Linked DNA regions of Homo sapiens: all the other regions are linked to region 1. The links are chromatin loops, found by intact Hi-C in ENCODE. Cell type or tissue: endothelial cell of umbilical vein. All regions are shown on one strand. Each heading gives the region's core, and the rest is flanking DNA. Links, peaks and the distances in the headings are about the cores only.

What was found. A loop is a pair of places that touch in the nucleus more often than their neighbours do. Peaks named below come from ENCODE experiments on the same cell type or tissue, not always from the same donor. Only the 100,000 strongest peaks of a DNase experiment are listed, where the experiment ranks them.
Region 2: it touches region 1 in a loop (11-fold over the local background); 25 of 110 quality-filtered maps call a loop at or near these places.
Region 3: a loop joins it to region 1, with 15 times the contacts of the local background. A loop is called at or near these places in 10 of 110 quality-filtered maps.
Region 4: a loop joins it to region 1, with 17 times the contacts of the local background. A loop is called at or near these places in 25 of 110 quality-filtered maps.

The regions. Positions count from the first base shown.
Region 1 is chr12:132,558,549-132,563,548 of GRCh38, forward strand. All of the region lies in intron 5 of FBRSL1 (fibrosin like 1), which reads left to right. Among named protein-coding and RNA genes, the nearest start is that of MIR6763, 21 kb to the right of the region's middle. RefSeq lists silencers at 1,344-1,643, 1,914-1,993 and enhancers at 2,524-2,593, 2,604-2,943, 3,074-3,123. In endothelial cell of umbilical vein, for the core only: CTCF peaks have their summits at 2,815 (motif pointing left) and 3,500 (motif pointing left); a DNase peak (open chromatin) is centred at 2,783; H3K4me3 peaks cover 1,816 bases; H3K27ac peaks cover 433 bases.
Region 2 is chr12:132,425,093-132,432,820 of GRCh38, forward strand. It overlaps LOC105370092, which reads right to left. Exons shown (of 4, transcript XM_047429966.1): 4 at 1-7,728. Among named protein-coding and RNA genes, the nearest start is that of MUC8, 46 kb to the right of the region's middle. RefSeq lists an enhancer at 3,583-4,117 and a silencer at 5,347-5,516. In endothelial cell of umbilical vein, for the core only: no CTCF peak of the experiment used is centred there; no DNase peak of the experiment used is centred there; H3K27me3 peaks cover 140 bases.
Region 3 is chr12:132,150,530-132,158,257 of GRCh38, forward strand. NOC4L (nucleolar complex associated 4 homolog) reads left to right here. Exons shown (of 15, transcript NM_024078.3): 10 at 452-512; 11 at 729-839; 12 at 955-1,115; 13 at 1,209-1,291; 14 at 1,555-1,668; 15 at 1,753-1,939. The coding sequence ends at 1,872. Among named protein-coding and RNA genes, the nearest start is that of NOC4L, 9.9 kb to the left of the region's middle. RefSeq lists an enhancer at 3,747-4,247. In endothelial cell of umbilical vein, for the core only: a CTCF peak has its summit at 3,500 (motif pointing right); a DNase peak (open chromatin) is centred at 3,542.
Region 4 is chr12:132,411,506-132,419,233 of GRCh38, forward strand. No RefSeq gene overlaps it. Among named protein-coding and RNA genes, the nearest start is that of MUC8, 59 kb to the right of the region's middle. RefSeq lists a silencer at 3,438-3,576. In endothelial cell of umbilical vein, for the core only: CTCF peaks have their summits at 2,667 (motif pointing left) and 3,570 (motif pointing right); a DNase peak (open chromatin) is centred at 3,596.

The DNA of each region.
Region 1 (5,000 bases), core at 1-5,000:
AGTACGTGTATTTGGTAAGTAGTTCAAATAGAACCTGAGGGCTGGAACTCCCTGGCTGAGGCCGACCTTGGTGATTCCTTCTATACCGTTGGAGGCATCCTGCGAACGTTGGCGCCTTTGGGAGCAGAAAGTGCTGGTCCAGCTTGCAGAGGGCTCCATCGAACCCGTGTGGGAGCTGCTCCCGCGGTTTGAATGGCTGCGGGCTCCGCCATGGATAGGCCCTGCCCGGGGCCAGGCCTTCCAAGCCCAGAAATAGAAACGTGGCCACAGCTCCCACCTCAGTCCCGAAACTGGAGCCCAAGCCCTCTGTCCCTGGCCGCACCAGAGCCGGCCTCCCTGTGTGCTGCCAGCCACGCAGCAGCTTGGAGAGGACCCGTCCTTAAACACTTCCCGACTGCCGGGTCCAGAGCTGCGCCCTCCCTCCCTTACTCATCGCGTTTGAGTTCGCAGTTGGTGTCCTGGTTTTCCACCTGAGTGGGCGCTGGGATGGAAGGGTCCCGCCCAGGCGTCTGGTGCGGTCAGGCGCACATAAGCAGCCTTTGCAGGAAGCCGTGGCTGGGCCTCGATCCGAGTTCTAGCGCCCCACCGTAAGGGAGAGCCAGGTGCTTCCTGTCCCTCCCGGCCACCTCAAGTGTAAAATCACGGGGTTCAGGGCGGTGGTCTTGGGGGCTGCGCTGCACAGCCGTTTGCAGCTACAGCAGCTGCTCGGAGCTGTCTCCGACTTTGCACCCCCGTTTCACAGAGGGAGAAACCGAGGCCCAGGGAGGGCGGGGCTTGCAGCGGACGGGTGGGGGAAGGGCTCCTCCTTTCAGGTCCCAACTCTCCACAGTGGCAATGAGGTCGCTCTTTTTTCCTTTTTTTGAGACCTTGTCTCGCTCTGTCACCTACGCTGAAGTGCAGTGGTGCAATCTCGGCTCACTGCAGCCTCCACCTCCCGGGCTCAGTTGATCCTCCCACCTCAGCCTCCCCAGTAGCTGGGGCCACAGGCGCGTGCCGCCACCTCCGGCTAATTTTTTTATTTCGTAGAGACGGGCGGGGGTGGGGGGTCTTCCTATGTTGGCCAGGCTGGTCTCGAACTCCTGGGCTCAAGTGATCCGCCCACCTCGGCCTCCCAAAGTGCTGTTTCAGGCGCCGGCCACCGCGCCCGGCTGTCGCCCTTTCTGACTCAGTTTCCCCTTCTGGGAGCGGGGTGGCAGGTGTCCGTAACTTCTTGTTGTGAGGACCAGAGGAGCAGCGCCCACACAGCGCTCAGTGAGGCCGGCGCTGCGCGCCTTTCCCCGGGTGGCCGTGATCGGAGGCAGCGCGTTCGGACCCCGGGCCGGCGGCGGGCGCGGGTGGATCGGCGCCTCGGGGCTGGATTAGTCGGGTCTGCCCGCGCCCCGCCCCCGCCCCGCCCGCGCTCCCGCCTCCCGCGCGCCCAGCTCCGCGCCCGCCGCCTCGGGGCCCGCGCCGCGCCCGACGTCCGCCCGGGAGCCCAGAGCGCACCGAGCGCCGCCCAGAGCGCGCAGAGCCGGCGCGGCGGACATGCGCGTCCCCGGCCCGAGCTCCGGCTGAGCAGGGCACGCGGGGAGAGGGGTCGCCTGGACGGGCCAGGGCCACCCGGGGCTCGCGCTCCACGCCCGCGTCCATGCAGCCCGGCTCCGGCCCCGGGACTAGGGGCGACTGCCTGGGGCGCCGGCGAGGTGAGTGCGCGCTGCGGACTCCAGAGAGGGAATTGGGACTTTGGGGGGACAGGGGAGGGGGAGCGACCGCCCCCCCAGAAGAGCGGGACGCCCGAGATCTCCGGGCCTTCTGCCCACACCGCCTCTCCCGGAGCCAAGCGCGGAGACCGCGTCCTCCCGGGGGCGCACGTGGCGGCGGGCGGGCGGGGGTGCGGCGCGGCCGAGGGTCCCAGGCCCGGGTCAGGGCACCCGGGGTCCGGGGGTGGAGGCGGGGCCGAGCGTTGTGGGTGGCGCGCGCCTTTGTCTGCGCCCAGGTGCGGAATCGGCCACCCGGGTTCCCGGCGCCGCGCTCACCTGCCCCGAGTTGGAGTTCTTTGTCTGGGGCGGGGCGCGGCTGGCCCAGGCTGCGCCGCGTGTCTGGCCGAGGCTGCTCCGCGGGTCGGGTCCTCGCAGACAAAGCGCGCCCTGACCTCCGCCCGCCGCCGGGATTGTGCACCTCGCGGGGGCTGAGGCTTGCCCGGGCGCCCCCGCTGCCTCTTCGCAGGGACCCTGAGCCTGCGGACCCGGAGTCCTCCCACCTGTACCCTGGGCTTGAGTGATCCTCTACCCCACGCGGGCTAGGAGGCAGAGGCGGCTGCTCGTGCCTGGGTCACGTCCCTGCAGACCATGGCCGAGAAGTTAAGCGGGTCTGGTGGCCCCTGGGGCTGCCACCCCATTTGGGTCATCTGGCCACTGCCAGAAGCCCTGTCCTAGAAGGGAAAGAGCTGAGGGACCGCGTGGAGGAACGAGCCCCAGAAGGTGCAGCTGCTGTGTGTGGTCTAGGAAGGGGTTGGAGCCTGGGCCAGGCCCCCAGAGGGCCGGCCCCTGTTCTGCTCTCAGCCCTCCCGGATGGGCGTGGCTGCACCTGGCCAGGTGTTCAGGTTCTCACTGTGAGGTGGAGGCCACCTGCCTCCGGGGCCTCTGCTAGGGCCGAGGACCCCTGGAGCACCCATTCTCAGCCTCCCTGAGCAAACTCGTCTGCTAAGTGTAGGGCCCACTGTGGCGTGACCAGAATGGGTGCTGGATGGCCCCAGCCGCGCGGCCCGTGCGGAAGACCCTCCCCTTCCTTGCAGCCCTCTTGGCTTCGCTGGTGTCTGGGGCGCCCCCTTGTGGCCCTGGGGAGCTTGTGTTCGAACCTGGGACGTGGAGCGGAACCCACTAGAGTGTTTGGGTCCCAGTGAAGGGGAGGGCAGCAGAGCCCCAGAAGGGCTCCAACCTGTGGTTACCCTAGAGACGAGGGCCGGCTTTGGGGGCTGTGCTTTGGGGTCTGCCTTTTGGGTTGGCCGTCAAACTGCGGGCTAAGCTGGCTTCTCCTCCCTCTGCCCACCTGGGAGGCCTCAGCACCCGCCTCCTTCCTGGCCCCTGGAGAGTCCTGGCGGCGTGGTGGGGCCTGCTGCCCCAACCACAGAGGGGGCAGTTAACAGGTGGGCCACCTGGCGAAGAGGCCACTCAAACCCGGGACGCCAGCCAAGAAGAGGGCCCGCGTGCGTGCCAGAGACAGTGCAGCCCCTCAGATGAGGGGTCCAGAAGTCCTCCCAGGAGGATGGTGCAGGCCCAGGAGAGACCCCAGGGGTCTGTGGCAGGCCTGGGTGTTCAGTGCCTGGTTCATGGCTGGCATGGAGCAGCACTGGATCCCCATCCTTGCTGTGTGAGGGGCCCAGATTTGGGAGCCTGGCCCAAGGGAGCACTTGGTGCTGGCACTGCTGGGGGATGGGCACGGCCAAGGAGGTGCCGAGGCCTTTCTGGGGAGCCGCAGTGCCCCCTGGAGGCCCAAAGGCTGGTCTGGACTCCTCCCTGCCCACCTGCACAGGCCCCTTCACTATTCCTCCTGTTTCTCTCGGAGTCCTTCCTGTTTCCGATGCTGGGATGGTCACTGCGTAGCCTGGGTCACCGGCAGTGGCTGGACGGGGCAGGGAGGTGGAGGCGGACCCCATGGGAGCCACACTTCTGGGGGATGATGTTGAGGCGAGCAGAGAGGAGAAAGCCACATGCCCCAACCTCCAGGCCCCCTGGCTTCCCAGGGGTGAGAGGTTCCTGTCCTTCTTTCTTTGTAACAAGCCAGGATTCTAGGGGTGGTGGCCGCAAGGCTGGGGGAGGGAGAGGGTCATCGGGGCCCTGGACTGGGGCTGGGAGGGTCCCTTTCTGGGGTGCCGGGGTCTCCTAGCTTCCATCCGACCCGGCCCCTGTGTGGTTGAGCTGGGTCTGAGCAGAAACAACCTCCTCAGAAGGATGTCCTACGTCACTGCCTGGGGGTTGGTGGCTGGGGGCGCTGGACATAGAGTTGGTGTTTCACCCTGCAGAAGCCTGGGCTGCAGGACCCCGACCCCGGGGACCGCACAGGGTGAGCAGACCAAGTAGCGTCAGTGCCAGGAGCTCAGCATCCCTTCCCACCAGCTGCACCGCAGCCCTTTAACACACGAACGTGCGGGGCCCAACCGCTGCTCCTTTCCGAGGGGCCCACCTTCCTCCAGTGCAGGGGCCCTTCCGGCGCGTGTGGGTGTGGCAGGCCCGCCTCGGCTCTTGCCATCTTACAGGCATGGACCTGCTGCTCTTCTCTGTGGTTCAGGCCCTTGCGACGTGACTAGGAAGGGCTTCCCATTCCAGCAAGAAGGTGGAATCCACACCTGGTCTTCTCTGATACGTTGATGGTTTTTCACTTCTATGTTTGCGATCTGTCTGGAATTATTTTCAGATAAGAGGTGAAACAGGAGCTTGCTCTGAAGGACCTACGCCACACCTGGCCCCCACAGCCTGCACCCCACACCTGGCCCCCACAGCCTGCACCCCACGCCTGGCCCCCACAGCCTGCACCCCACGCCTGGCCCCCACAGCCTGCACCCCACGCCTGGCCCCCACAGCCTGCACCCCACGCCTGGCCCCCACAGCCTGCACCCCACGCCTGGCCCCCACAGCCTGCACCCCACGCCTGGCCCCCACAGCCTGCACCCCACGCCTGGCCCCCACAGCCTGCACCCCACGCCTGGCCCCCACAGCCTGCACCCCACGCCTGGCCCCCACAGCCTGCATCCCATGTCTGGCCCCCACGTCTGGCCCCCCAGCCCGTACCCCATGCCTGGCCCCCACAGCCTGCACCTCACATCTGGCCCCCCAGCCCGTACCCCACGCCTGGCCCCCACAGCCTGCACCCCACATCTGGTCCCCACAGCCTGCACCCCACACCTGGCCCCCACAGCCTGCACCATGTCTGGGGTTTCTCATTCGGTTCTGTGGATCTCTGTCCGTCGCGGCATCTGTGGGAACTCTGGGGCTTCTCATTGCGCTCTTGGATCTCCTTCCGTC
Region 2 (7,728 bases), core at 1,646-6,645, 130 kb before region 1:
GGTGCCTTTGCTCTTTGTCATCACTGGGGGACAGGGACCCAGGTGTCAACACACATCCACAATCCCCAAAGCAGGAAGCATCATGAACTCGTGTTTAAAGGCTAGAATTTCATTGGCCAAAGCAGGTCACATGGCCGGGCCTAACTTGGAGAGAGAGGGAAAGCATAATCCTAAATGCGTCTGGAAAAGGAGGCCAAAATATTAGTGGGCGGCGCCACTGACTTCCACGTCTGCCTTCTGGACTAATCGACTGTGTTCACTCCCCGTCATGGCTCCCCAGGTGAGACGACCCCAAATCACAGCCATATCGGGTCTGGGTGACCCCAGACACCTCTTCACCGGAGACTCACAGACTGAAGAGATTGGTCATTGCCTCCCTCATGCTCGGTGCACAGTGGGTGGCAGGGAATGGACATGATGGCCCCAGCAGCAGGGAGAGAGAGAAGGGAGATGGCGGCAGTCGCTGGTCCACAGAGGACCTGAAACCCCCGGGAAGGCCCCTGAGCACCCACCCTGGTGCTGGTCCACGCTCCCTCACTCAGTCCAGATTCAGTTCCTACCTGAAGGTCACCTCCCTTTCTGCCATCCTCCGAGGCCCCTGGCTCTGCCCTCCGAGAGGTTTCTGATTCCTCCATGACCCTTCTCGGCCAGTACGAGGTGGGTACCCAGGACACGCCTTCCTTGGGGCCGGTGAGTCTTCGCCGCCCACCTCCTGGTCGCAGGAGTTAGTGGTGGTTTGCATTAACGCACACGTTTCTCTTGTAGACTGAGTGGGTGCCATCCTGTCATCGCGACTCTCTCGAGACCCCAGGAGCTTTCTCATCTCTGGCTTCAGCCAGCTCCACATGCAGCAGCCACCCCTGCAGCTCCTCCGCCATCGACCTTCCCAGGGCCACAAAGCCTTCCGCCCATGCCGATGGCTCAGCTGAGTTTCAGGGACGTCATCCTCCTCTCCCTACCTGGTCACTTTCCCCTGCGCCGTTTTGTCCAAGTGAAAATCACCATGCCCACATGGCACCTTCACCATGAGACGCCTCGATGCACGGGAGATGAACAAGGCTGTGACGCCGTGCCCTGCTTGAGACTTTTGTCAGTGCACTTTCTTGATCACTTGGAGTCTACAGTCAGCCGGCTCTTCCAGCTTTCTGGGAGTGTCATATTTTGAAATCTCCTTGTTCACTTTCACGCCTGCTGGCAGGATGGACAATTCCTGTCTGGGTCTGGCTCCTCAAAAGATCTCACTGGCATGTCTGCCGACGTGCGATTTTCCAGCCTTTCCCTAGAGCTGCGGTTTCGTCAGGTTCATGGTCCAACTTCCAAGTTGCCGAGTCCAGTCTGACCGAGTGTTCCACACCGAGTGTGCTCCGGCCTCTGCCCCGCCTTCTCTCTGTCCTCCACGTGAGCAGGACACGTGCTCCAGGTGCCCTGTGGCTGCGGCAGCACCTCATTTCTTGGAGCTGGTTTCTGCGCTGTCAGGATTGCTTGGTTCTGCTGCTCTAACAAACAGTCCCCAGACTCAGTGCCTTCAATGGCGAAGGCGTATCTCTCACTCAGGCAACTGCTCTCACACGTCCTCAGGGGACCTGCTGTTTGTCCTCACTCAGGGATGCAGGTGGAGGAATGATCTGTTTGACACACCTTTCTGCGAGGACTCAGTTGGCCAGAGGAGATGTGGCGAAACGCGCTGGGCGGGGGAGGCCTCTGCCGGGGTGGACCGGGGCACCTGCTCACATTCCCGCAGCAACGCAGGCTCAGGCTCACGCTTGGATTTGCCCTCCACTCCTGCGGTTTACTCCTTGAACAAATGTTTGCTGAGACTCCACCGTGTGTCAGACACTGCTCTAGGCCCTGGGGGTGCTGCAGGGGAGAGAGAAGACACAGGAGAACCCTGCTTTTGTGGAGTGTGCGTCCCAGTGGCAGCGGGGGTAGGTTGACAGCTGGAAGGGCCCGATGCTGATGAATCCTGCAGAGACAAATAAGCAGGAGCGGCAGGGACACGGGAGGAATCTGAGGCTAAGCAGAGAGATCAGGGAGGGGCTCACTGAGAAGCTGATGTTGGAAGGCGTGAGGGAGCAGCATCTCAGGCAGAGGGAACCTCCTGTGCAAACACAGTGGGAATGTTCAGGAAACTGCCCCATGTGGCTCAAGGCCAGGAAGCAAGGAAAGAGCAGGCGGTGGCCAGGGGGTGACGAACGGGGCGGGGCCTGGGGCGGGTGGCCGGGGGGTGACGAACGGAGCAGGGCCTGGGGCGGGTGGCCGGTGGGGGGGTGATGAACGGGGCGGGGCCTGGGGTGGGTGGCGGGGGGGGGTGACGAACGGGGCGGGGCCTGGGGCTGGTGGCCGGGGGGTGATGAATGGTTCAAGGCCTGTTGGGGGGGTGATGAACAGGGCAGGCCTGGGGAGCAGGCAGTGGCCAGGGGGTGACGAACAGTGCAGGGCCTGGGGTGGGTGGCTGGGAGGTGACAAATGGGGCAGGGCCTGGGGCTGTTGAGACACTAGGAGCCATGAGCAGGGAAGTGCTGTGAGCTGATCTGGTCTTGACATAATCATGCTGGCTGGGAGGAGAGGGCGGGGTGAGCCTGCGGCATCTACTGACTCCAGCATCACAAAGGGTCCCACACTTGGCAGCTGAAAACAGCACACACTTATCAGCTCCCATTTTCCTTAGATCAAGGATCAGGTATGGCTTGGCTGGATCCGCAGGCTCAGGGTCTCACAGGCTGCAATCCGGACTCAGCTGGGCAGGGGTCTCATCTCCCATGGGGAAGAAATGGCTCCGAGCTCAGGCATGTAGTTCTGGGCGGGATTCAGTTCTTCAGGGCCTCAGCTCCTCACTGGCGTTTAGCTGGAAGCCGCCCTCAGTCTCTTGCCCCATGGCAGCTCTCGGCACAGCCACTGGTTTCACCAGACCGTGGGAGAGGGTGAGAGGGATGAGCAAGATAGACCAGGGTCTTTCCGCGACCAGATTTGGAAGTGACACCCCATTGCTTTTGCCATTTTCTATTCATTTGAGATAAACCACAGGTCCCGCACATGCTCAAGGGAGGGAGCGCACAAGGACTGAGCACCAGCAGGGGCACCACGGGCCGTGTGAGGCTGCCCCATAGAGGGCGAGAGCAGCAGCTGCTGGCTACTGCACCAGTCCAGGCCGGAGACAGCAGTGTCTCGGACCAGGTGGCCGGGGTGGAGGCCGTGAGAAGCCATCGGATGCTGGGTACTTGCAGACAACAGGATCTGCTTCAGGCTGGGAGGAGAAGAGCCGCGCCTTGGCCTTCACCTGAAGGGGGCTGCCGTCACCTGAGATGGGGCAGCCGTGACCCATGACCTGAGATGGGGCAGCCCAGCTCCACTCTAGACAGGGTCCCTCCCGTGCCCTGGGACCTTCCTCCCAGTAGAAGGTGAGGAGAGCGTGGTGGGAAACGCAGAAGGCTTGTGAGCAGCGGGCAGGGCAGACAGTCCTCACGGGGAGACACCCCACGCCCAGCTCCAGCCACCCACCCGGGGCACAGCGGCCTGCCTGTTGTCACTACCAAGCTCGCCACCACATGAAGGGGCTGCCCCTGCTGGGAAGCCCTGCCAGCCCCAGAACCACCAACCCTCCCATTAATCCGCTTTAAACCCACGACGAGGTGGGGGCCCGTAAGCAGCTTTTCAGGTGAGAGACAATGTCCCCACGCAGCGCGTTGCCCAGGAGACCGCAGGGCTGAGCTGCAGGCTGAAGTCGGCCCGCTGTGTTTACGCTTCCGTATGTGTTCACCCTGCTCCACCCCAGGCCCAGGAGGGATTCAGAGGCTGAATTCCTGAGAGCACAAGAGCACAAAGAAAAACTCATGTGGGCAAACGCAGACAGGGAATTCGCTGTCAGTCCCAGTTTCCCCACGTACCTTTCGGCTCAAAATACTCCCTGATCTGCTCATCCCAACAGGTCCCAGAAGGGAGCAGAGCCAACAGCCAGCCTGGGAAGGCGCCAACTCAGACAGAAACTGATCCAAGCCCTCGTCTCTGTTCTCGCAGATGGCCTGGGAAAGGAAACCTGTCCGAAACCTGCCTGCGAGTCCCATCTGACAGCTGCCAACGGCAGCCACCCTCCTCCCTCCCTGACCACACGGCCTCTTCCCGACGGTGACGCTCAAGCTCCTACCCCACGCCCTGTGACTTGCCGACTTGCCCACCTCCCCACCTCCCGCCCACTTCCCCATTTTCACACATGAGGGTTCTCCCATCCTCAGGCCTCAGCTCAGATGTCCTTTCCATGGGGCCTGTGGGAAGCAGCCACCTGCGGCCACTCTCCCTCTCCCAGGGCACTGGTCACTTCCTGAAACCCGCTCCTGGCCCTCGCCCGTCTCCCTCCCCAGGCTGGAAGTTCCCAGGTCCCAGGCCTTGAATTTCCCCAACAGCCCCTGTGGCCCTGCCCACAACAGGAAACCGCGGGAAGGCAGCAGAGCCCAGGGTGCTCCTGTGGGATGCCTGCCTGACAGCGGGGCTCAGGCAGGGACCCTGATGGGCTGCAGCCCCTCAGCAGCCTGCGTCCTCTGGGCCTGGGGGAGCCACTGGTGTCAGGAGCCTGCGGGTGGACTCTGGACAGGAACCTGGAATTCCCTAGTTCCTGGGAGGCAGCCACCAGATGACAGCGTAGGCACGTCCTTGCCCGCCCCCTCCAGCACAGCCCCCAACCCCGAGAGGACTGGGCAGATGGCCAAGAAGGGGAAGGTGCCCTCCCCCATCCTGAGCAGGCGGCCATGAGGCCTTGGCAGACCTCCCACCCTGGAACTGGGCCGCTGGAGCCTGGGGTAAGACATGTGGAAGGGCCTCGGCTCCTCGTGCCTGGCACTCAACACACCTGAGCACACCTGCAGACACCTAGGCACATCGGCACACACCTGGGCACACCTGCACACACCTGGGAACCTCTGCGCACACCTGAGCACACCTGCACACACTGGAGCACACCTGCACACACATGGGCATACCTGCACACACTGGAACACACCTATGCACACCTGCACACACCTGCAACGCTCATCGTCCCTATGTGACCTGGAGCAAGTTATCTAACCTCTTGGTGCCTGAGCTTCCTTATCTGTAAGGTGATAGTGATGATGCCCCCCCCCAGAGAGCTGTCATGAGAATGAAATGAGGTGACGCCCTTACAGGTGTGTAAGGGCGATACCTGGCACACTGTGGGGCCATCTGAGGGTTGCTCATCATCCCCCATCCCGGGAGCTTGCCACCGTGCCCGGGTGTGCAGCCCACAGACAGCTGCAGCTGCCATGGTCACATGAGATCACAGAGAGGCAGGTCTGGGAAGGGGCTGCCAGCCCTGGTCTGGTGAGCGGCAGGTGGAGCGCCAGCTGCAACGCGGTGGGGAGCAGTGAGGGGCGTGGCACAGCAGGCAGGAGCCCGCGGGGCGAGGCGGCGGCCCGCAGACAGCTGCAGCTACTTCCTGACTCGCAGGGTGTGGACTCAGCCTTGCTCCACCTTCTGTTCTTTTAAAGAAAAGCTGGGGCCGGGCGCAGCGGCTCACGCCTGTAATCCCAGCACTTTGGGAGGCCGAGGTGGGCGGATCACGAGGTCAGGAGATCGAGACCATCCTGGCTAACACGGTGAAACCCCCGTCTCTACTAAAAATACAAATAATTAGCCGGGCGTAGTGGCGGGCGCCTGTAGTCCCAGCTACTCAGGAGGTTGAGGCAGGAGAATGGCGTGAACCTGGGAGGTGGAGCTTACAGTGAGCTGAGATCGCGCCACTGCACTCCAGCCTGGGCGACAGAGCGACACTCCGTCTCAAAAAAAAAAAAAAATAGAAAAAAGAAAAGCCGGAAGTCTGGATTTGGGGGCAAAGGTCCCACATTTAGAAACACCATGCTGTTCAGATTTGCAACATACCTGCCGTTGGCCACGGCCCAAGAGCCCGGGGGTGACGTCGACCTCAGCACTGAGGTGGGCTCTAGAGTGCACACCTGCGCTGCACGTTCTGTGAGTGTGCACCCGCCTCCCGGCAGGCCTGGGCTCCTCCCACAGGTCAGAGGCTGCAAACGACAGGATCTGCCTGAGATGGGGCTGCCGTGAGAAAGATGTCTTCTCTCTTGGATTTAGGGTCCACCGAGAGAGGTGGAGAGGAAATATCATTCCCCGGCCTAACCATATGAGGACTGCAGTGACGGCCCCCGCCAGCACCTGCCCCTCCTGCGGGCTTGGCTCCCCGGCAGGCGCTCCCCAGATGCGGCTTGGTCCGTGCTGAGGATCCAGAGACCTAGGTCCAGAGGCTCAAGTTTCCAGGTTTGGAACTGGCGTCTACTAATATGGTAGATTGTGCCAAAAATGCACACATGGCCGAAACAATATTTTCAGTCCTGCGTGTTCTTCCAGACCTTTGCCTTCCCCCTCAACCCCCCCGTGGAGAGGAGCCCCGCTCCCCGCTGCCTGAATGCACGGCCTTCATGGCGGGCTGGGGAGGAGCACAGGGCAGAAGGCTGCAGCCGGCCCACTTGGCCTGCTCCGGGCTCTGGGCTCTGGGCTGGGGGCTCTGGGCTCTTACTCATGGAACCAGCTGCCAGGCTGTGTGGGAGCCCAGACCACACAGAGGAGCCCCTGCAGGTGTCTGGTCACAGCCTGGCCAGGGCTCAGCCGACAGCCACCACGACCCACCAGGTGCCTGAGCGTTGGGCGAACTCGGCCCCCAGCGTGTGGGCAGCCCCAGCTCCTGCCAAGTGTAGCAGAAACAAGCCGTCCGCAGCAAACCTGCCCGAGCTGTGGATTCAGGATAAAAATCATCCCTGGTGTTGCTGCAGGTCACAAAGTGTGGGGGTGGTTTCTGGGCAGCAGCTGGCGACGGGGGCAAGTGCCCAGCACCCAGTGACCCTGTGCAGCTCAGCCTCCTCCTGGAACTTTCACGCCTGTAAACTGGGGACCATCAGGGGCCCCTCTCTTAGGAGCGTTGGAGGGTTCCGTGAGTATGTACATACGTGGTACTGGGTAGAATGGTGTCCACCCAGAACCTCAGGCTGCGGCCTCATCTGGAAACAGGGCCTTTGCAGGTGGAGTTGGTTAAGATGAGGCCCAGCTGATGAGGGTAGACCCTAAATCCAAACACAGGCATCCTTATAAGAAGAGAAAACAGAGACAAGGAGGAGACGCAAGGGAAGGAGGCAGAGACTGCAGCGCTGCAGCCACAGCCAGCACCTGGGTGCCAGCAGAGGCCAGACCGGGTGGCAGGATCCTCCCCTGGAGCCTCGGCCCCACGATGCCTGACTCCAGACTCCTGGCCCCAGGCTGGGAGCACGCGTTCCGCTGCGTTTCGTCACTAGCGTGCAGCAGAGGCCTGTGAGCATTGGCCGCTGCCTGTCCCGTTCCCTCAAGAACTTGCTACTCTAGATTCTCAGAGGGATGGAAAAGTTAATTTTTAAATTACACCGAAAGAAAATCCTCCTGCTGCAGGCCCGCTACCTCCTAACGAGACTCCTGGGTTGGAATCTTCTAGAAAGCACGTTCTGTGCTCAGTAGAGATGGTAGTTTCTCATGGGTTTTCCTAAAATTAGGGGCACCAGAGGGGGTGGGACGTGGGGCCCCTGACCAGCCCTGAGCACACACAGCCACAGCTGGTTTCTCCAAGATGCCCAGCACAGAGGCCCAAAGACAGAAGGCCAACCACAGGGCACAGCTGTCCTGGAGGCCCCCGGCGGCTCCGCAGCCCTCCCTGCCTGCTGCTGGAGGCCCCTAGCAGCTCCC
Region 3 (7,728 bases), core at 1,439-6,438, 410 kb before region 1:
CGCCTCGCTCACACCACACCCCTAATCCCCTCGGTGAGTGCCGCCGCCTCGCTCATACCACACCCCTAATCCCCTCGGTGAGTGCCGCCGCCTCGCTCATACCACACCCCTAATCCCCTCGGTGAGTGCCGCCGCCTCGCTCATACCACACCCCTAATCCCCTCGGTGAGTGCCGCCGCCTCGCTCACACCACACCCCTAATCCCCTCGGTGAGTGCCGCCGCCTCGCTCACACCCCCAACCCCCACCCCGCAGCACCTCTTCCCCGATCCCACTGCCTCCACCCCCCACTCCCCTGCCCTGCATGTGGTCTCCAGCTTTGTGTCCGTGGGGGCTGTGGGAGGGGACAGCAGGGGCAGAGGCCACACTCCACAGACTTACACTCAGTGTGGGCAGGGGGTAGGGTGGGAGCGAGGTCACTGCAGCTCCAGCCTGTGTCTGTCTGTCTGCAGGGGGGGCCCTCAGCCTCTTGGCCTTGAACGGGCTGTTCATCTTGATTCACAAACACAACCTGTGAGTGTCACCAGGGGTGCAGGTCTTCTTCCCAGTCTGCCCAGCCCTGCTCCTCTGTCCCCTTCCCACCCTGCCCCACGGGGTCCCCGCTTTCCTCACAGGCCATGGTGTTGGAGTCCCTGGGCGGGAGGAAGGGGCGCCGAGTGAGACCCTGGCCTTGGAGGCCTCAGTTCCCGGGCCCTGCTCCATCCGCTGCTCCTTCCCCCCGGCCCGCAGGGAGTACCCTGACTTCTACCGGAAGCTCTACGGCCTCTTGGACCCCTCTGTCTTTCACGTCAAGTACCGCGCCCGCTTCTTCCACCTGGCTGACCTCTTCCTGTCCTCCTCGTGAGTACCAGGGCACCTGGCTCTGCCCTGCTCTGTGCGGCTGCAGCCTGGGGCCAGGGGAGGGTGGTGGGGGCTAGCAGTCCGGGCCCTGTCTCACAACCACTGCCCTGCCCAGCCACCTCCCCGCCTACCTGGTGGCCGCCTTCGCCAAGCGGCTGGCCCGCCTGGCCCTGACGGCTCCCCCTGAGGCCCTGCTCATGGTCCTGCCTTTCATCTGTAACCTGCTGCGCCGGCACCCTGCCTGCCGGGTCCTCGTGCACCGTCCACACGGCCCTGGTGAGTTGCGGGGCCCTCGGAGGCTGGGCTGGAGCTGGGGCGGGGGTGCCTGGTGCTGTGGACGGCAGACAAGGGCCCACGTCTCATTCCTAGAGTTGGACGCCGACCCCTACGACCCTGGAGAGGAGGACCCAGCCCAGAGCCGGGCCTTGGAGAGCTCCCTGTGGGAGCTTCAGGTGAGGGCGCTGCTGCCACACCCTGGGGCCTCCCGAGCCATCCTTCGGCCCCTCAGAAAGCCCAGCTCCCCGTGCCACCTCCCGCATAGCCTCATGTTGCGTCCCCAGCTGGCCACCTGGGTTTGTGGGTGCTGGGTGCTTGGCCTTCTCACGTGGCTCCGTCCCGACCCCGCCCACTCTGGTTGGGAGCACAGGGAGGCCATGGCTGGGGGCACAGGGCGGGGGCCTGGGGCAGCTGCCTCTTAACGGCCCTACTGCCCCAGGCCCTCCAGCGCCACTACCACCCTGAGGTGTCCAAAGCCGCCAGCGTCATCAACCAGGCCCTGTCCATGCCTGAGGTCAGCATCGCGCCACTGCTGGAGCTCACGGCCTACGAGGTGCGGAACTGGGCCAGGGTGCGAGGGTCTGGGCCACGGGGCGCTGAGCCAAGCCTGAGAGCCGCCGTGCTTTGTGCTTTGCAGATCTTTGAGCGGGACCTGAAGAAGAAGGGGCCCGAGCCGGTGCCACTGGAGTTTATCCCAGCCCAGGGCCTGCTGGGACGGCCGGGTGAACTCTGTGCCCAGCACTTCACGCTCAGCTGACCCTGGCCCACCTGTGAATAAATCTCAGCTGACCCCAGCCCACCTGTGAATAAATGTTTTTGCAGGAGAAAGGCTCAGGGAGTGTGGACTGGGGCGGCTGGATGCCTCTGCCAGGCCGAGGGCCTCACATCTGCCTGAGCCCACCAGGCACATGGCAAAGCGAGGCCCCTGCCGACTCCACAGCCTGGGAGGGGATGGTGGGGAACCTGAGGCGTGGTCTTTCCCAGGGCCTCCGGCCCACCAGTGTCACCGGTCACCCAGCCTCCCTCATCCCCTGGCCCCAGTGACCTCCCTGTTGGCAGAGCTCGGGGCCTCTGCTGAGGTTACACTCCAGACACCTGGGAGGGAGCAGGGTTGGGGGGGTTCTCTCTGCCTGGGTCAGTTGTGGTGGGAGGTGTATGGTGGTGTAGACGGGTATGGTGTGTGTGGGAGTGAGGGGAGGTGGTGTGAGTGGGGGGTCAGTGTGACTGGGGGGAGTTTGGTTGTGAGTGGGGGTGTTGGTGTGAGGGGAGAGTTGGTGTGAATGGGGGGGTGGTGTGTGTGGGGGGTGGGTTAGGATTAGTGTGAATGGGAGGTTGGTTTGAGTGGGGGGTGTTGGTGTCAGTGGGGGGTTGGTGTGAGTCGGGGGTTCCTGTGAGTGTCAGCATCCCACGCTGGCTGTGTCCTGCCGATCTGGCCTTCGTTCTGGGAGCCCCGCGAGGCCCCGGGTGGATGCCGCGTGGAGTTCTGGGTGGATGGTGCGTAGAATTCCGGGTGGGTGCTGTGTAGAGGCCCCGGGTGGATACTGCGTAGAGTTCCGGGTAGATGCTGCGTAGAGTTACAGGCAGTGCCTGGGCCCCTCTGGAGTTCCCTGCCCCCACCCCCGTGGGAGGCCCTGGTCCAGCTGCAGTGGAGTTTCCCCCGCTGTGGGAGGCGCTGGTCCGGCTGCAGCACAGCCTTGTTATCGGGGTGTTTATTTTTAGGGAACCAAATTTATACCAAACAAACTAGGTTTTCTGTCTACACAGTGACCCCCAGTTTCCTTTTGACAGTCTGCTTATTCGAGGACAGGGTGGGATGGGGCACTGGAACAGAGCTTGGTGCGCGTGGGTGTGGCTGGGGAGGGCGGGGAGTGCCTTGGCCGTGGCTTGGGGGTGTCACCCTGCCGGCCCAGCATTGGCCGGGACCCTCCGTGTGCCCAGCGGGGTTTTGGGGGGCAGAGTGATGGTGGAGATGTTGCCTCTGCTCCCAGCATCCCCCTGGCTGCTTCCCTCTGCCCCAGCGGGCTCCTCAAGTGAACTGGCTCCTGCCCCAGGGCCTTTGCACCAGCCACAGCTGTGGCCTCTGCCGCTTTTCCCTGTGTTGCCCTGGTTTGAACGTCCCGTCCCCGTCCCCCCGGGAGGCCTTCCCTGGTACCCCGTGCGTGGTAGTCCTGCACAGGCGCCCCTCCTTCCCCACTCTTCATGCTGTCCCGCCCGAGCCCTCTCAGCACTCCCGCTGCAGCAGGGCAGACAGGGCCCGTCCTCTTGCTGTGTCCCAGGCAGCCTGTCACACCGGGTACGCTCCAGAGCCCTGGCCCCCCTCCCCGCCCTCCTTGGGCTCCTGGGGCAGGGCTGGGCCTAGGTGCTGGCATCCTGAGCTCATGCGGCCACCAGAGGCCGCTGCAGCCTTGCCCAGGCCTGCAGCGCCCGAGCTGCCCTGCTAGGTTTCACCTCGCCGGGGTCTGCAGTATTTCCTGCTCGGATTCAGCCAGGGCCTCCCTCCTGACATCACGGAGGGTTTGTGCTGGGCTGTTAGGCGGATCTCGGATGATGGGCGAGGCCAGGAGGAGAGTGAAAGCGCCTCCGAGTCAGCCAGGCTTGGATTCTGTCGTCAGAGGGGCTCTGTGTCTAGCAACCTCCACGTAACCGTGTTCGGTCCTCTGCTCCCTGTGTTCCCCGCATGAGCCGGGCATGAACAGGGACCTCCTTCACCGCCTGAGGTCCCCTCTCCCTGGCTGGTGACCCCCATCTCTGAGAGCACGGGGACGTCCCCTGTGCTGTGGAGGAGCGTGTGCTCTCCGAGATCCAGGTGCTGCCCCCGAGGAGCGCATGCCCTCTGAAATACAGGTGTTGCCGCCATCCCCGAGAGCACGGGGACGTCCCCTGTGCTGTGGAGGAGCGCCTGCCCTCCCAGATCCAGGTGCTGCCCACCAGGCGGTGTTAGGAGTGCCTCGTCCGCAAGGGCGCCATCCTTGTTAATGGGATTCAGGCCTTTGTAAAAGTGGATTCTTCACGTGGTGCTGAGCCGGCTGCTCTCTGGCCTTTGGCCTCCTGTCAGGTTGGGCGCAGCCAGGAGGCCCTCGCTAGAGGCTGGTGCCTTCATCCTGGACTTCCCGGCCTGCGGAACTGGAGAGAAGACAGTGTCACTTTTTAGAAGTTACCTGCTCTCAGGTAACCTGTAACAGTGGTGCAGACGGACTGAGACACCGTCAGTTCCAGAATCTTAGAGAAATTCCAGGGGCCCCTTCAATCACCTATGAGGCCAATACCCAGCCGGCACCTGCGTGTACCCGGCGGTGTCCTCACTGCACACGGAGAACAGCGCCGCACCAGTGGGGCCTCTCTCCCCCTGTGCTTCCCCCGCTCCCTCTCTGTCTTGTCTCTCCCTCTCCTCCCGTCCCCCGATTCCGGGTCTCCCTTCAGGAAATGAACGCGGCTGCCGGACAGTGAAGTCACAGCTACATCCGTAATGAGGGATAGCTGAAGAGCTGTGGAGCGCGCGTTCCGGCGATAAGGGACGCTGGAGCGTTTAATTGGCGTTGAGGAAATCAGCTGCGGAGAATCAGCAGTCGTTTCCCGAGCGTCGGTCGTGCTGGGAGCTGTGGCGAAGGCCCCGGCGGTAAGCGATTCCCGCTGGACAGCGAGGAGCGTGTCCGTTCCCTGCGGTGTCTGGGTCTTCCCCCACTGGGGCCAGCAGCCCACGGTGAAGGCCATGCCGGTCTCCAACGGCGCGGGCTCCACTCCCGGCTGGGAGGGTGGCACGGCCCCAGGCCTCAGTTGTCCCATCTGCAGAGTGTGCTGCCAGGGTCTATGCTCAGAAAGTGACTTCAGAACGTAGCGGTGTGGAACTGCAGCAGCACTGATTTCGCTCGTGAACCTGCAGTGTGGACTTGGTGGGGACGGCTCGCCTGCACTCCGGGTGGCAGGAGGTAGAGTTGGGTGTTGGGGGCTGGGGTCGTTAGAGCTCACCATGCAACATGACACACACCGCTACATACACACCACTACACACACTAGATACACCACTACACACACCACTACACACACTACACACACCACTACACACACACACTACACACACTACACCACTACACACACCACTACACACACTACACGCACACAGTACACACACCACTACACACACTACACGCACACAGTACACACACCACTACACACACTACACACACCACTACACACACACACCACTACACACACTAGATACACCACTACACACACCACTACTCACACTACACGCACAGTACACACACCACTACACACTACATACAAACCACTACACACACTACACACACACACCACTACACGCACACACTACACACACCACTACACACACACTACATACACCACTACACACACCACTACACATACTACACACACAGTACACACACCACTACACACTACATACAAACCACTACACACACTACACACACACACCACTACACGCACACTACACACACCACTACATATACCACTACACACACCACTACACACACACTACATACAAACCACTACACACACCACTACACACTACATACCACTACACACACCACTACACACACTACACGCACACACTACACACACCACTACACACACACACTGCATACACCACTACACACACACCGCTACACACTACACGCACACAGTACACACACCACTACACACACACTACATACAAACCACTACACGCACACTACACACACCACACACACACCACACACACCATTACACACACTACACTACACACACCACTACACACACACCACTGCATACACACTACATACACCACTACACACACTACACACACTACACACACTACACACACAACCACTACACACACACTACACGCACACACTACACACACAACCACTACACGTACCACTACACACTACACACAACCACTACACACACCACTACACACACACCACTACATACACCACTACACACACCACTACACACACCACTACACACACTACACGCACAGTACACACACTACACACACAACATACAAACCACTACACACACTACACACACCACTACACACACACTACACACACCACTACACACACACACTACACACACTACACACACACCACTACACACCACTGCATACACACCACTGCATACACCACTACACACACCACTACACGCCACTACACACTACACACACCACTACACACAACACACAACCACTACACACACACTACACACACCACTACACGCACACACTACACACACCACTACACACACTACACACAACCACTACACACACCACTACACACGCACCACTACACACACGCACCACTACACACTACACACACACCACTACACACACACCATTACACACTACACACACCACTATGCACACACATACACACCACTACACACACATTACGCTACACACACACTACACACACTACAGGCACACACTACACCACTACACACACACTACACACATTACACACACTACACACTCCACTATGCACACACTACACATACACCACTACACACACACCATTACACACACTACACACACCACTACACGCACACACTACACACACCACTACACACACACAGCATTACACACACTACACACACCACTACACGCACACACCATTACACACACACTACACACACCACTGCACACACTACACATACACACCACTACACACACCATTACACACACACTACAAACACCACTACACACACACTACACACACACCACTACACTACACACACCACTATGCACACTACATACACACACCACTACACTCACACACCATTACACACACACTACACACACCACTACACACCACTACACACACACCATTACACACACACTACACACACCACTACACACCACTACACACACACCATTACACACACACTACACACACCACTACACACCACTATGCACACACTACACACACACCATTACACACACACTACACACACCACTACACACACACTACACACACACACCACTATGCACACACTACACATACACACCACTACACACACACCATTACACACACACTACACACACCACTACACACACATTACACTACACACACCACTACACACTACACACACACCACTATGTACACACTACACATACACACCACTACACACACCATTAGACACCACTACACACACACTACACACCACTACACACTACACACACACCACTATGCACACACTACACATACCACTACACACACACCATTACACACACACTACACACACTACACACTACACACACACCACTACACACTACACACACCACTATGCACACACTACACATACACGCCACTACACACACCACTACACACACGCAACACACACCACTATGCACACACCACTACACACACTACACACACCACTACACTACACACACACCACTATGCACACTACACATACACACCACTACACACACACACCATTACACTACACACACCACTACACATCACTACACCCACACCATTACACACACACTACACACACACTACACACACACTATGCACACTACACATACATACCACTACACGCACACACCATTACACACACACTACGCACACGACTACACACACTACACACACAC
Region 4 (7,728 bases), core at 1,463-6,462, 150 kb before region 1:
ACACACAGGCCCACACACACACACAGGCCCCCACACACATAGGCACACACAGACACACACACAGGCACTCACACACACACAGGCCCACACACACACATGCACACACACATGCGCACACACACAGGCCCACACACCCACACACACACACAGGCTCACACACACACAGGCTCACACACACACATGCAGGTGCGCACACACAGGCACACGCACACTCAGCAAATCAAGTGACTTCCCAGAACAAAGAACATCCACTTTAAGATAATTTGCTGCCTAGACGGTGAAGAGCCAGCATTTTTCAAAAGGCAGCTTCATTTAATCACAAACAAAACTGAAGTGCTGCCCCACGGCCTGTGTGGTGAGTGGAGGAGGGATGTGGACGCCAGGCTCTGCCCTGGCCGGCCCTGACTGTGGAAAGGAGCAGCTTGGGAGGAACTGCCTCCTCGGACAGGGCTTGGCCAGTCAGTTCCACTGACCAGAGGGTCTGGGGTATTGGCTATGGGATCTGGGGGAGTCCAGCCGGGGGTCACAGGGTCTGGGGGTGACAGCCAAGAAGGCTAGGGGTGTGGGCAAGGGGGTCTGCGGTGTCGGCCAGGGGGTCTGAGGTTTCCTGCTGGGGAGTCTGGGGGCCAGGGGGTCTGGGATGTGGGCCACAGGGTCTGGGGGTGTCTGGCTGGGGGTCTGAGGGTGTCAGTCAAGGGGTGCATGGGTGTCCGACTGGGGTCTGGGGTGTCAGTGGGGGCCTGGGATGTCAGTGGGGCCTGGGGTGTCAGTGGGGTCTGGGGTGTCAGTGGGGTCTGGGATGTCAGTGGGGTCTGGGGTGTCAGTGGGATCTGGGGTGTCAGTGGGGTCTGAGGTGTCAGTGGGATCTGGGGTGTCAGTGGGGTCTGAGGTGTCAGTGGGATCTGGGGTGTCAGTGGGGTCTGGGGTGTCAGTGGGGTCTGGGGTGTCAGTGGGGCCTGGGGTGTCAGTGGGATCTGGGGTGTCAGTGGGGCCTGGGATGTCAGTGGGGCCTGGGGTGTCAGTGGGGCCTGGGGTGTCAGTGGGGTCTGGGATGTCAGTGGGGGCCTGGGATGTCAGTGGGGTCTGGGGTGTCAGTGGGGTCTGGGGTGTCAGTGGGATCTGGGGTGTCAGTGGGGTCTGAGGTGTCAGTGGGATCTGGGGTGTCAGTGGGGTCTGGGGTGTCAGTGGGATCTGGGGTGTCAGTGGGGTCTGGGGTGTCAGTGGGGTCTGGGATGTCAGTGGGGTCTGGGGTGTCAGTGGGGTCTGGGGTGTCAGTGGGGCCTGGGGTGTCAGTGGGATCTGGGGTGTCAGTGGGGTCTGGGATGTCAGTGGGGTCTGGGATGTCAGTGGGGGCCTGGGATGTCAGTGGGGTCTGGGGTGTCAGTGGGGCCTGGGGTGTCAGTGGGGCCTGGGATGTCAGTGGGGTCTGGGGTGTCAGTGGGGGCCTGGGGTGTCAGTGGGGCCTGGGGTGTCAGTGGGGCCTAGGATGTCAGTGGGATCTGAGGTGTCAGTGGGGGTCTGGGGGTGTCAGTGGGGGCCTGGGATGTCAGTGGGGCCTGGGATGTCAGTGGGGCCTGGGGTGTCAGTGGGGCCTGGGGTGTCAGTGGGGGCCTGGGATGTCAGTGGGGCCTGGGATGTCAGTGGGGGCCTGGGATGTCAGTGGGGCCTGGGGTGTCAGTGGGGCCTGGGGTGTCAGTGGGGTCTGGGATGTCAGTGGGGTCTGGGATGTCAGTGGGGGCCTGGGATGTCAGTGGGGTCTGGGGTGTCAGTGGGGCCTGGGGTGTCAGTGGGGCCTGGGATGTCAGTGGGGTCTGGGGTGTCAGTGGGGGCCTGGGGTGTCAGTGGGGCCTGGGGTGTCAGTGGGGCCTGGGATGTCAGTGGGATCTGAGGTGTCAGTGGGGGTCTGGGGGTGTCAGTGGGGGCCTGGGATGTCAGTGGGGCCTGGGATGTCAGTGGGGCCTGGGGTGTCAGTGGGGCCTGGGGTGTCAGTGGGGGCCTGGGATGTCAGTGGGGCCTGGGATGTCAGTGGGGGCCTGGGATGTCAGTGGGGCCTGGGATGTCAGTGGGGCCTGGGATATCAGTGGGGTCTGGGGTGTCAGTGGGGCCTGGGATGTCAGTGGGGCCTGGGATATCAGTGGGGTCTGGGGTGTCAGTGGGGCCTGGGGTGTCAGTGGGGGCCTGGGGTTGTCAGTGGGGCCTGGGGTGTCAGTGGGGTCTGGGGTGTCAGTGGGGGCCTGGGGGTGTCAGTGGGGGTCTGAGGTGTCAGTGGGGGTCTGGGGTGTCAGTGGGGGTCTGGGGGTGCCATGTTAACCACTGTAGGCTGTCCTGCAGAGCTGCCTGGGCTGTTTTAGGACGTTGAGGTTCCAGAGCAGCAGGAGGTTCCCAGAAGACAAGCTGGGCTCCAGCACCAGGACCTGGGGTTTCTGGCCCAGAGACCACAGCCCTGTCTGTGCCGGGCGCTGAGGGTACGGCAGGTCGTCCTGGCGGCCTTCTTGCCAGTCCTGTCAGGTATCAGGAGCCTAAGAGGCTGGTGAGGGGCTGCCTGCCCACCCTTGCTGACTCCGGAGGGTAACCCAGCTCCTGCCCCGTCCTGGCCCTGCTCTCCGGAGTGGGCTGTGGTCGGTGGTCCAGGGCCACAGAGCGCTGCTACCCTCTAGTGGGTACCTGGGGTCCTGCAGCTCAGAACCGCGACCCCAGCCCACGGGAGTCTCTGCGTCCACGCACCTGGACGTCCTCCTGCGGCAGGCGCCCCGGAGGCCCCTCCAGTGTTCCCACCTCAGCTCCCGGGAAGACCTCAGGGTCTCCCCCCACCAAGGCGCTTCCCCCAAGGGCCCTCCCTGCAGCCCGGGACCCGCCACACCCTGTCCCAGCTGCCGCCCCGTGCTCGGTGATTTCGAAGGACACTGGCTGAGGTTTCTACACTATCCCTCAACCGGGGGCTCCTCCAGCGACCACAGTGGAGTGGAGGGTCTGGGGCCTCCGTCCAGGCTGCGGTGGTCCATCCCTCTGCAAGCCGCTGTTTCTGGGCTCCACGCTCTGGCTTCGGAAGTGGGAGCGAGTGTTGAAATCCAGCCACCTTCGGGGGAAGGCCAGTAGCTGGGGTCCCGCCCTGCAGGCCTGTCCCGGCGTACAGAGCAGGTGACAGCTTCCAGGAGAAGGTGTGTTCTGGGGCTTGAAGGTGCCGGCGTGCAGGGAACAGCAGGTCACAGAGCCCCTGGAGACCCAGGCAGGAGGCAGACCCCACCTAGGCCCGGGTCGCACGCAGGGCAGGGCAGAGGCTGTGGGAGCCGGGAGGAGGCCCGGGGTCTGGGGAGCCCTGCCCCACCCCAGGGAGCTGTGGAGCACCCCCGACCAGGCGTGGGTGAGGCTCTCCCCTCGTTTCACGGCCGCCATGCACAACCCGGGGCCCCCGTGGGTCTGGGGCCAGGACCCAGTTTCCCTGAGGTTGAGTCTCTGTGATTTCTCCTCCAGCAGAGAGAAGGGCCTGGGCCTCGGCACCTGCACCCCTGGCACAGGGACAGTTCTGGGAAGGGCGTGGTGCCCGTCCTGGTGGCTGGAGGACGGGACTGACCCTCTGGCCACTAGGGGTCTCTCTTGCTCCGCTCTGTGCCAGAGCCGTCGCCAGGAGCCCTGGGATCCGGAACTGGGGCAGAATCCAGGAGCAGGGTGGGCCCCGAGCTCTCAGGCAGCGCTGCGGCTCCGCCCACGGCCCCTGGCAGAGTCACTCAGCCCCAGGGGCCCGAGGATGCCCCCACACACACCTGGCATGGTCGGGGTCTCTACACCTGGCATGGGGCTCCCCGAGGCTGGCTCAAGGCTGGTGGGGCCAGGGAGTCTGCATTCCTGACGTGCTCCCAGGTGACGTGGATGCTGCTGTTGAGGGACCCCAGCTGGAGAAGCCCGGTCCCAGGTGTACCCCCCTCCCCACCCCGGCAGCTAGGCCTCTGCCTGAGAACCGCCTCAGGATCTGTCCCTGCCCAAAGTGCTTCCCCAGCTCTACGGGTACAGACTCCTGGTGCTCTCCTGGCCCTGCACCTCTCCACCCTCTGCCAAGGGTGTCCCGTCCCATAGCCCTGAGGCAGCAGCTCCCTCTCGGATGAGCCACACCACCAGCTCCGTCTCCCGTGCCCTGGGGTCCTGGCAAGTGTCCTGGGGCCGGCGGAGCTGCCGCCCCATCCTCAGGCTGCAGAGGGTGACACGGCCATTTGTCCAGGCTCCCCACCAGGCCCCTGCAAGGACAGTGCGGAAGGTCGGCTGTGGTGGCCTCTGGTGAAGGATGTCCCCTCCCCCAGGAAGTCAGGGGCCCCTTGCCCTCACTGTAGCAAACACACACCCGGGACCCTCTCCCAAAGTCACGGCCACAGCCAGGCTGGGGAGGGCACGGCTCCCACCCCACTGGAGGACGGGGCTGCAGGGCTGTCACATGTGAGAACCTGGTCACGGTGGCGTCTCTGGGGACCAGGCAGGAGTGTCCAGAGAAGAAAATAGACTCACTTCCCATCGTTTTCCCTTTTCTGCAGCTTAAGTTATATTTGACCCAAGGCCAGAGCTCAGTGAGGTGCCCTGGCCTTTTCAAGGAGAGGACGTATTCATTGCGCCACTCCAAGTTTGCCAAGTGCAAATGGCTGCTCTCATGACCGCCGCTGACTGGCTCCCAGCACGGCTTGAGCTGTTCTCTAAAAGGACGTCAGGCCAGCCTAATGATTAAGGCCAGCTCGGGGCAGGTGGGTGGCCTTCCCAGGCAGGACCGCCCTAGCAGCCTGGCCCCAGAGCCCTGGAAACCTGGTCAGCAACTCTGTCCTGGCCTCCCAGAGAGGCCCCCATGCCCGGGGGATCCGAGTGTCCCGGCTCCCGGCTGCCTAACGAGCCACCTGGAACTTAGTAACAGCCCACCCCATCCTCGCGAGTGAGAAGGATTCTTGGTTACAGGTGAGCCACAGCCCACCCAGCTTCGAGCCAGGGCAGGGGCCATCTCCAGATGTGGGGAGGGGTGCAGGTCCCGGGTTCTGAGGTTTGGAGGAGCACGTGGGGACACGGCGGCAGCCGTCTCTGGAAACACGACTGTCTGTGGTTTGAGGAACGCGTTGCCACTTCCCGATCCCGGACAGAGCCTTCTGCTGGACAACAGGCCACAGACGCAGCCAGTGCCCCCAGCCTGAGACCCCCACTCAAATCCAGCAGACCCTGAGGAAGGAGAGCTCAGGCCGAGAGAGGAAGGGAGGGGGCCCGGTCAGGTCTCTGGAGTTTAGACCTCATCCCTAGAGGGAGGGGGGCAGCAGAGGGTCCTCCCTCCCCACCCCACAGTGGGCTCCTACAGCAGGAGAGGCCTCTAAAAAGACTGATGGCCGGCAGCACCCAGTGTGGGAAGGGCCCCACACCCCGGGGGTCAAGGCCAGAGGGCGCAGAATGGCCCCTGAGGGATTATAGCCCGGGGCCCTGACGCTCCCTTGCTGCCTAGTGCTACTGCCTTGGCCCACCCCTGCCAGCCCCCAACACCCAGGGGTCCGCATGGAGCCCCCCACCCCCTTGCTGGCGGCAGCCCCAAAGAGGCAGGGCAGGGGGTTCTCAGCCAAGGCTGACCAGTAGCTCAGCGGGGCCCCGAGTCCCGCCGTGGCCATGCCACCAACCTGGAACCAGGCCTGGTGGGCAGGAGGTAGAAACGGACAGATCCCACCTACCTCTGCCAAGACCACACGCTGAAGCCAAACGCCTCCCACCCACCCAGCCCCACGGTGGTCCAGCCACCGTCCCGGTCTCTGCATCAGGGTCCTCTGTCCCAGCACAGCCAATAGCTTGAAATGACACCTCCACTACGTTGTTCACAGTGCTGGGGTCAGGGACTCAGGGGGCCTGGCTGGGGGGTCCTCACTGGGGTCTCTCGTGTTGTGCCGCTGGCCAGGGCTGTGTCCTATGAGGGTGACTGGGCCGGACGTGGGAAACCACTGGCCCAGTTGCTGGCTGGGCACTCCCTGGCTTGGTGGGGGTCTCCCCAAGGTCCCCCACACAGTGGTCCCGGGGTCAGAATCCTCAGGCAGTGGCCACCCCTGCAGTGCAGTGGCTCCAAGAACCAGGCAGAGGCCTTGGGCCTTTCAAGAGCCGGCCGCGGGACTAAGCCCACAGTGTCACCCCTCCACGGTCCACAAAGTCAGGAACGGCCGGACCCAGCTCTGTGGGAAGCATGGCAAAGCCAATGGGTACAGATTTCAGCACCGCCCCAGCCTCCTGCCTGTCCCCTGCCTGTCCCCTCCTCCCACGGCCCAGCCTCCTGCCCAGCTGGAGCTGAAACCAACACCTCATGTGCTTAGACCCACAGCACCTTCCTGCTTGCAGGTGAAAGCCCGAGCCAGGGCCTGCAGAGCCTGCGGGACCGGCCCAGCTTCCCCTCTGGCCTCTCACTGTGCTGCCCCGGCCGTGGCTGCACCACCTGCTCTGCTGCAGACACTTGGAGCTCTCCCACCGCCAGGCCCTTCCCCGCCTGCTCCTCCTGGCTCTCCATGCGGCCAGATCTCGCTCCGTGCGATCCGTGTGTCTGGCGTGGTCTCGTGCACACCTTTGCTTCCCATCTACTCTGTCCCCACAGGGATCTGAGGCAGTGGGACTTGTCCTCTGGTTTCCAGCTACTTCCCCAGCAGCTGGAAGGCTGCCTGGCACTTACAGGCAGAGCATCCCTCCTGCAAAAATCCAAAATCAGAACGCTCCGGAATCTGAAACTTTTTGCGTACTGGCATGAGCTCGGATGAAATGCATGAAATGCCCATTGGAAGAGTTTGCATTTCAGAGTGGATTTTCAGATGAGGGATGCTTAACTGAATAAGTACAAGTCAAATATCTAAAATCAAAAAAGATTACAGGTGCGGTGGCCCACACCTGTAATCCCAGCCCTTTGGGAGGCTGAGGTGGGAGGATTGCTTGAGCCCAAGAGTTCAAGACCAGCCTGGGCAACATAGTCAAACCCTATCTCTACAAAAAATAAATGACTAGCCAGGTGTGGTGGCACGTGCCTGTAGTCCCAGCTACTTGGGAGGCTGAGGTGGGAGGATCGTTGAAGCGATCAGGTCAAGGCTGCTGTCAGCTGTGATTGCACCAGTGCACTCCAGCCTGGGCAACACAGCAAGACCCTGTCTGAAAAAGAAAGAAAGAAAGAGAAGAAGGAAGGAAGGAAGGAGAGAGAAAGAGAGAAAGAAAGAGAAGAAAGAAGGAAGGAAAGAAAGAAGGAGAGAGAAAGAGAGAAAGAAAGGGAAAGAAAGAAAGATGGAAGGAAGGAAGAAGAAAGAGAGAAAGAAAGAAAGAAAAGAAAGAAGGAAGGAAGGAAAGGAAAAAAGGAAGGAAAGGAAGGAAGGAAGGAAGGAAGGAAGGAAGGAAGGAAAGGCAGGCAGAATCCAGGGCTCCTCTAGACCTCTTGGTGGAGAATCTTTATTCTAACAATACCCGCAGTGGTTTGCTGCATGTTGAGTGTTGAGAAGCTCTGTTCCATGAAGTGGGCCCTGGGGAAGGGAGTTCCGTGGGGAGGGGGTGTCTCTCCAACAGTCCACAAAAGAGAAACAGGGAAGAAACACCGAGGGGCTCAGAGGTCAGAGGCTCCTCCTCCATACCCTCTGCAGCCTGAGAGCTGAGTAAGTGTGACGGTGGTTGTGAATTTCTCCAAATATATTGTCTTGTTGATGTAAAGTTACCCAAATAAACTCTGGACCCTGCAGCATTCAGTGCCTGCTGAGATCCCTTCAAAAA